2 separate regions of the Homo sapiens genome follow, and region 2 is linked to region 1. A link is a loop called in an ENCODE intact Hi-C map of the cell type or tissue named here. Cell type or tissue: chondrocyte. All regions are shown on one strand. Each heading gives the region's core, and the rest is flanking DNA. Links, peaks and the distances in the headings are about the cores only.

Evidence for each region. A loop is a pair of places that touch in the nucleus more often than their neighbours do. Peaks named below come from ENCODE experiments on the same cell type or tissue, not always from the same donor. Only the 100,000 strongest peaks of a DNase experiment are listed, where the experiment ranks them.
Region 2: it touches region 1 in a loop (3-fold over the local background); 20 of 110 quality-filtered maps call a loop at or near these places.

The regions. Positions count from the first base shown.
Region 1 is chr2:222,055,074-222,060,101 of GRCh38, forward strand. No RefSeq gene overlaps it. Among named protein-coding and RNA genes, the nearest start is that of CCDC140, 240 kb to the right of the region's middle. In chondrocyte, for the core only: CTCF peaks have their summits at 2,356 (motif pointing right) and 2,599; no DNase peak of the experiment used is centred there.
Region 2 is chr2:222,295,591-222,298,398 of GRCh38, forward strand. It overlaps PAX3 (paired box 3), which reads right to left. Exons shown (of 9, transcript NM_181458.4): 2 at 1,388-1,623; 3 at 1-67. CCDC140 (CCDC140 long non-coding RNA) reads left to right here and starts at 2,557. Exons shown (of 2, transcript NR_161172.1): 1 at 2,557-2,783. In chondrocyte, for the core only: no CTCF peak of the experiment used is centred there; a DNase peak (open chromatin) is centred at 1,441.

The DNA.
Region 1 (5,028 bases), core at 1,068-3,567:
CTATTTCCCTAAGGGGGAGATGAGGCATTAACCATGCCTTTTCGGTTAATTCCACAAGTAAATAATACTAGATACTCAGTGTCATCATCTCTACAGATTTATTGCCTTCCTTCTGTGGACCAACCTCTTTTCTAGATGTTCATAAACATTGGCTTATTTAATCCTTGCAAAAGTCTCAAGAGATGCCTCTAATTCTCACCAGGGTGGGGGTGAGAAAACTGAAAATCAGCGATATGCTCAGAAATGGCAAAGTTAAGAACCTAACACAGATTTTTTTATGTCAATTTCAATGCCTTTCCACTAAAATCCGATTGCATCCCAGACAAACAAAAATAAGAAAGTCATACTCACTTTTGTAATGTGGCAGGAGCAGCCTGTTTACTGCTGTGCCTTCACTGTCAAAAGCATGCCTGAACTTTTCCCAGCAGGCAGCTGAAAGTGTAGCGGAATTATCAAAGGGGTGCCATTAGCAAGAACTCTGTTCGAATCTGCTGCGATGCAATAGCTTAAGGGAGTGGGTTGTTTATCCCTTAAGGGAACTTAAGGGAGTGGGTTGTTTATCCCTTAACACTTGTTTCTCTATCAGCCAAATGGACATTCTTACCTGTCTCCTCATCATCTTTGGAAATTAAACTCCATGAGGGCAGGGACTTTGTTTATCTTGTTCACTCCTCTTTTCTCAAATGTTTAAAACATACAATACACTTAAAATATTTTTGTAGGGAAAAAGAACATGATTCACAGGTTTTGTAAAGATCAGATGAGTTCATATGTATGAATGTTCTGTTTATTCTTTCTCCCTCCCATCTGAGAGATTAACCTTCAAATTAGGTTAGCTTAGTCTTGTAAACTAGATCTGTCTACACATCTAGATATGGATCCTTCTTGACTTCTAAAAAGCCTTATCTTTTAAGTACAGTTGGAGAATGCCTAAAGCTTTGGGATTTTTAAGATTCAGTGAGTGAAAAACAATTACCAAAATACTTTAATTTGCTTTCTAGCCACTTCATCCATATGACTTTGAATCGAACACTTAAAACTATCTGAGGTTCTGAGAGTGGGGATGCTATTACACTCTTAAGGTTATTACAAATATTAGCCTAAAAGTATAAAGAATATTTTTTCTAAATGAAAAATACTTGTCAAAGCATGCTTGTTAATCAAAACTGCTGTCAGTCTAGATTACAAATTCAGATCATTTATCTTAATGATTTGGCAAGAAGTTTTTAAACTTAATAATTGCATTGACAATAATGATGAGAGCTAATACTCACTGAGAACTTCTAAGGGCTGAGTGCTCACTCCAGCACTTTACATGTGTCCATTCATTGAAACCTCACATCTCTCCTGTGAGATGGGTGTCGTACATGGGTAAGCTGAGGCACAGGCAGGCTAAGTAAAAGATACAACCAGAAAGTAGGGTTTGAAGCCAAGCAACTGGATTCAGAGACTGAGCTCTTAACTACTAAACTGTGTGTGTTTCAACTTCATGATTGAGCCATCTCTTTAGATCAGGGTTCTCTACCTTTTCGCAGATGAACTCCTTCATCAGTCTAACAAAACCTATAGGCTGCCTGTCAGAGTAATGCTCATAATGCTTTAAATAAAATACATAGGATTACGAAGAGAATAAATTACTGTGAAAATAGTTATTTAAATGTTTTTAAAACTAAATGTACAACAAGATAACATATTTGCTTCTTTATTACCTGTTAAATAACAAGAACTGGTGTGAGGGTCTGATCATTGCTGTTATTTAGTAGATGAATAGCATATGTAATGACATGAAAATGTCTCATTTCTTTTGGTGTCGAAATCTCAGGTATTGCTAACACTACCGTGGTTTGCAGCTGACGTTCTTGATTGAAGGAAATGCTAAATTTCAGATTTAGAGTAGTGAAAATAAAGATGTAAATTTTTCCCATCCAAATTTCTGGACCACTGGATTCTGTCCTGCTCTTCTTGAGCAGACCTTCAGTTCAGTAGCCTAACTTTAGAACGTGTTTATTGTTTCCAGGTAACAGAAAACTCTCACTGGCATACTTTGAAATAGATGTAGGTTTTCCTTTTGAAATATCATGGTAGTTTTAACTTGGACTTTGTTGAAACATGACAAATTAAAACATGTCAAAGGGCTTATTTTCTATATAGAGTGCAACTCTTTTCTGTTTAGGCTTAACTATCAAAACTAATTTCAACTGTTGCCACATCACTTGAAGTTCATTAATTAGTGAATATATGGAGATATAAACTCAAGCCAGCCTAATCTAAGAACTGTAATTTAGCCTGCTTGTACATTTCTGTGATACTACAGTACAGTTCTCGAAAACAATCTGTCTTTATTCTATACAACCACTAGATGGCACTAATTGTTTGCTAGTCCTCTTTCTGCCCAAAATTCTACTCCCCCCCTCCACCCTCCATTTCCCACCCCCAAATTGAGAAAGGTTTATCTGGCAACTTTATCCACAAAAACTAAGCGTTGACATATCTTTCTGAAATAAATTAAAGCATTTTTTTCATTCCGTTTTTATCTTTTAAAGACCATTACATCATTTTGTTCTTTCTTCGATTCTCCAGGGGGTTTTTCAAGTCCATTAGAACTTCAGCAATTCAAAATGTTTCGCACCAATTAGAACTAGCTTCTTCAAAACATGGTGTGCTTTTCCAGCAAATGCATGATCCATGGGAAGCCTTGCTTCCTATCTGGGATGCCGGCAACAGAAGCATTTTTAGAGCAGCAAAATTATTGTGTTACATGTCTTCCTGTCACAGCAGCTAGATACTTGTCCTCCACTGCTTCAGAGAAATCACATTTATAGGCTGGTGCATCAGTCCTGGGTCATAAATAGGACAAGGGCTGCACTCAATAAAACATTGGACCAACACACTTCTCAGTGATATGGGATTGGTGAGAAGCATTTTTAAAGGAGTAATAAAATGTAACTATGTTTTAAAACTGTCTCTTGAAATAAGCACATTCTTACATTAGCATCTGAAGTAATGTACTAGCAAGAAGCACAAAAAAAGATATATTTCCAGGAGTACTGAAGTCCTACTGTTGTATTTCTTGGTGTAAAACACATACCACTGTGTTAATTTTCATAATTTTGTATATTGCATGTAGTGTCACATACAATGAACCAATGAGTGCAAGCTACTCTATTAGTCATTTGGATCCAGACGAAGGAATCAGATTGAATGGTTGTCATTGAGGAGGTAGTATCCCCATTCTCTCTGCCTCTGATAGAAATCACCATTGGAGCTGTGAGTGACAACCCTACCTCTGAGCGTGGGAAATCTGATTGTTCATTGTAAATATTTACACCTCCATTTACCATCCAAAGCCAAACATGTGTTTAGCTTCCCCCATTCTAAAATTTCATCGCAGAATCGATCAACCTTCAAAAAGGTTTATTATATCTCCTAAAGTTATGATTGTCAAGAATACAAGACTCCTAATGACATGGATTTTTTTTCCAACAAGAACAGGAAAAAAAGCTGGGTTGGTGGGGAGCAGTAAATTCTCAAAGCTCAAGAGGCTATTGTTAATATTTGTACCACTCTATTGATTTGGGGCAGAGATGTATGGGTCCATGCAGGGGAGGGCAGCCAGAGGAAAAGAGTGGGCTGGCATCAGCCAAAACCCAAAAGAGCTTACATGAATGAAATGAGGCTAGATCACAAAAGGAGTTTGTCTTGTCTCCTGGTTTTCCTGTGGCTGTGTTTATCTGCTTACTGTTGGAGGAATATATATATCCACATGGTATTTGAAAAGCCTTGGCTTTTGTGTCTAATATTCCTAGCCAGTGTGTCAAGTCCCAGAGCACCAAAGTTCATGCAGTTCACCATTGGTTGCAGGTGGCGTCCCCAGGATTCTCTAGCATGGCTCTATGGGCTAAGAGAGAGACTCTTTCTCCAGGGCGGGGAGGGGATGAGGGTATCAATTCCAGAATGCACTTGGCACTCACTCACTGTGGTTCTTTGAAACATTCCAAGAGCAGTTTTCCACAGAGTGAAAAGAAAGTAAGAAGCCAACTCAGTCCCTGGAAATGGAGTGTTAGGGAAAAAAATAATGCTTTCCTGTTCTAATACATTTGTCTTCCTAAAAGCTTCTTTTTTGTACTTTTTTCCAAAAAATTATTATCTTTAGATCTAGATACAGGAAAAACATTTTCAAAGATACATTTGGTTAAGTGCTTTTTAAGCATTTGTTTGGAATTAAGTCTGACATTCTCTTTTTCTCAGATTGCCCTACAAATTAGCACAGAATTATTGGCTTTTACCCAGAGAAAAAGAAGTGGAAAATAATAATAATGGTATGAAAGTATGGACCAGAACTCTGAATCCTGAAAGAGTTTACTTATTTTCCAAGAGAAGGGGTAGGGTGTAGGCAATAGATTTCGTTTGTGTGTGTGTGTGTGTGTGTGTGTGTGCGTGTGTGTGTGTGTGTGTGTGTGTGTTTTATACATGCCATGTAAGAATTATTTCATATTTCGGCCGGGCACGGTGGCTCAAGCCTGTAATCCCAGCACTTTGGGAGGCCGAGGCGGGCAGATCATAAGGTCAGGAGATCGAGACCATCCTGGTTAACACGGTGAAACCCCGTCCCTACTAAAAATACAAAAAAGTTAGCCGGGTGTGGTGGCGGGCGCCTGTAGTCCCAGCTACTCGGGGAGGCTAAGGCAGGAGAATGGCGTGAACCCGGGAGGCGGAGCTTGCAGTGAACCGAGATCGCGCCACTGCACTCCAGCCTGGGCTACAGAGCAAGACTCCATCTCAAAAAAAGAAAAAAAGAATTATTTCATATTTCAAAAACTTTGTTTCTTTGGAAAATCAACCTTGTTGGAGGTAGACGCACCTTTTCCCAATACTTTTGAACATGCCCACTAGTCTTTTCTTTTTCTGGACTTTTTCATCTGGCCTGCTTATATAATTAGACTACAAATCAATCAGTACAGCTCTTGATTTTCTGCAATCTTTAGCTTCAGGCTCTATGATGATATAATGATCTCACCACATTCTGCT
Region 2 (2,808 bases), core at 1-2,500, 240 kb after region 1:
TGAACATGCCCGGGTTCTCTCTTTTGTATTCCTCAATTTTCTTCTCCACGTCAGGCGTTGTCACCTGCTTTAAGAGAACAGGCGGGCAGGCGTTGGTACCCGGTACCCTGGGCCAGGTGGCGGCGGCCCCACCGCCTCTGGGCCTGTCGGGATGCTCCTCGCTGAATCCTCTGGGACGGTCCCCCTTTGTGAGCAAAAAGACCTGAACTCTCTGAGGCACTTTAGAAAGGGGCAGACCAGAACACATCCCATCCCATCCCGGAGCAGCCTGGGAAGCCTCTAACTTCCCCAGACAAGCCCCAGACAACCGGGATAAATTCAGAAGAATTATAACATCTTGATGGGGGTAGGGTGGGGTTATACTTTCTCATCCCTGGAAATAAGGCAACTGCTTACACAGAACCAACATGAAAACGAAACTAAAAAAGCGATGTTTGAAAAAGGAGCTGAAAAATCAAGTTAAATCTGCAACTTGTGCTTTTCCAAAGGGATATTTATGCTAAAGTGAAGACTGAAATGTAAAGGTATGTATTTGGGTTTTTAAAACTTCGAGTCGATAACAAATATTAATTAAGAGAGACTGACTCTTCTCTCTACCCCCAATATATATTTTTTAAAAAGAAGAAGAAGGTTCCAAAGATTCTTAGAAAGGCTGTGAAAGTGTTTCAGTAGGTGGGAAGGAAGAGGAGGGTGTTTGGAGGTCTTCGGTTTACCATAACCCTCTTGATTTTGCCCGGTGGCAACTAGAAGAAAAGACAGACCTTGTGTAATTCCCTCCCACTCAGCCCTAGCTGGTGTGACTCTTTCTTTTTAAAAACAGAACCAAAAATAATTTAAGGATAGCACCAAACTGCTTATTTTTTTTTAATGGAGTCATTGGCTTATTACAAAGAAAACTGATCACCCTAGTATTTGACTCATTGAAAACAATTTGCACTGGGGGAGACTGAGGGCGGGGTTTGGGAGACAAACCATTATAAAACCTAAAGAAGTTCCTTACATTCGTTTTGGAAAGGACGGTGCCATGGGTGGGAGCCGGGAAGACACTTAGGGAAGAAATCGGCAACAGGTGGGCACATAGAGCTTGCCTGCTTTAGGTGTTTATCCATTAAAATAATTTGATGAGGATTGCAAGGCTTATGGGCTTTAAAAAACAGATGTTATTTTTCCTTTGCAAAAAGGCAAGAGCTTTCCCTAAGTGTTCATCAAGAAGTGTCCAGGGCGCGTGCACACGTACACACACACACGCGCGCCTTTACGCACCTTCACAAACCTCAGAAATAACTCATTGGAGAGCCCCAGATGTCAGCCGTTACCCCCCGCCCGGTCTTCCCCAACACAGGGGACCACAGTCTGGGAGCCAGGAGGGCAAGGCCCGCCCGCTCACCTTGGGCTTGCTGCCGCCGATGGCACCAGGACGTATGGAGCCAGTCTCCTGGTACCTGCACAGGATCTTGGAGACGCAGCCGTGGGACACGCGCAGCTGGCGCGAGATGACGCAGGGCCGGATGCCGTGGTGGGCCATCTCCACGATCTTGTGGCGGATGTGGTTGGGCAGCGGCCTGCCGTTGATAAAAACACCGCCGAGCTGGTTGACGCGGCCCTGGCCGAGGGGAGTGGACACTGTGGGAAGGTGAAAAAGAGAAGCAAGGGAAAAGTCACTGGAGGAAAATAAAAAGCAAAGAACAGCAGCACGTAATTTCGCAGTCTTCTGTCCTATCCTCATGTTACAGCACCGACGCTGAAACTGCTCGACATCGGACTCCCAGACCCAGACCTCCTTTCAATCACATTTGTTCAAATTATTCAGCAATATAGCGCATGTAATCTTGTGTAAAGACAGCAAATGGGGCAAAATAATTCTCCCCAGAGAAAGCGTCTTCCCCTTCGGGCCCGGGGAGTGGCAACTTAGGAGACCCTGCAGCTGGTAGAGAGTCTAGCTTGCTCTAGAAACAGCCTCCTGGCGAAGAGAAGTTCACCCAGGAGCTGGCCTTGATGAACTCTGCTCCCACCGATCCCTGTCCAATTGGGATCTCTCCCTTTCTAAGGGACTTGGGCCAGCTGATAGCCCTTGGGGTTTCTAGCCAAAAGTGCAGCAGCCAAGGGTCAAAGAGGGTCCAGAAAGGAGGCCCAAGCAGCAGTGCCTGTGTCACCTGTTACATCTTGGGACAGAGACCACAGCAGCGGCAGGGCTGTTCCTGGGCCCCCAGCCCCCATTCTTGCTCTGGGTGTTACATTCTACTCTAGGCTGGGTGTGAAGGGAGTGGGTGGCGGGGGCGATGAGCATCTCTGCTGGGGCGCCCTAACCTGGAAAACCATTGAAAACGGCTCAGGCTTGCAAGACTTCCTGCCTCCCCGGGATTCCCAGAATCTTCAAGTGGACGGAAAGGCGATTCCTAAACAAGTTATAGAAACTTCTAGATGCTATTTGAGATACATAGAATTCTAATTTATTTAATTATTCTAAAAATTCCAATCACAATGGCGCGGCGTTAGCCACCACAACTTTGCAGGGCAAAAAAAAAAAAATACTTCCTGAACTAACATATGTTTCACAAGTGTGGGCGCAGCCGGGACAATTTCGAGACAACTTCGAGACAATTTCGAATGGACAAATTGCGGAGAAGTTGCTTCTGCCGCTCAGAAGCCGGTTCACCTCCTTCTCCACCGCGGCATTTCCAAAACAACAGGGACAAGTCTCCCCGGCTCGCCGCAGGCCTGACCGCCCAGCTCCGCCAGGATTTGCAGAGAGCAGCGCGCTCCATTTGCAGAAAGGAAATCGAGTAGGTCCTCGCCCCCGACTGGTGC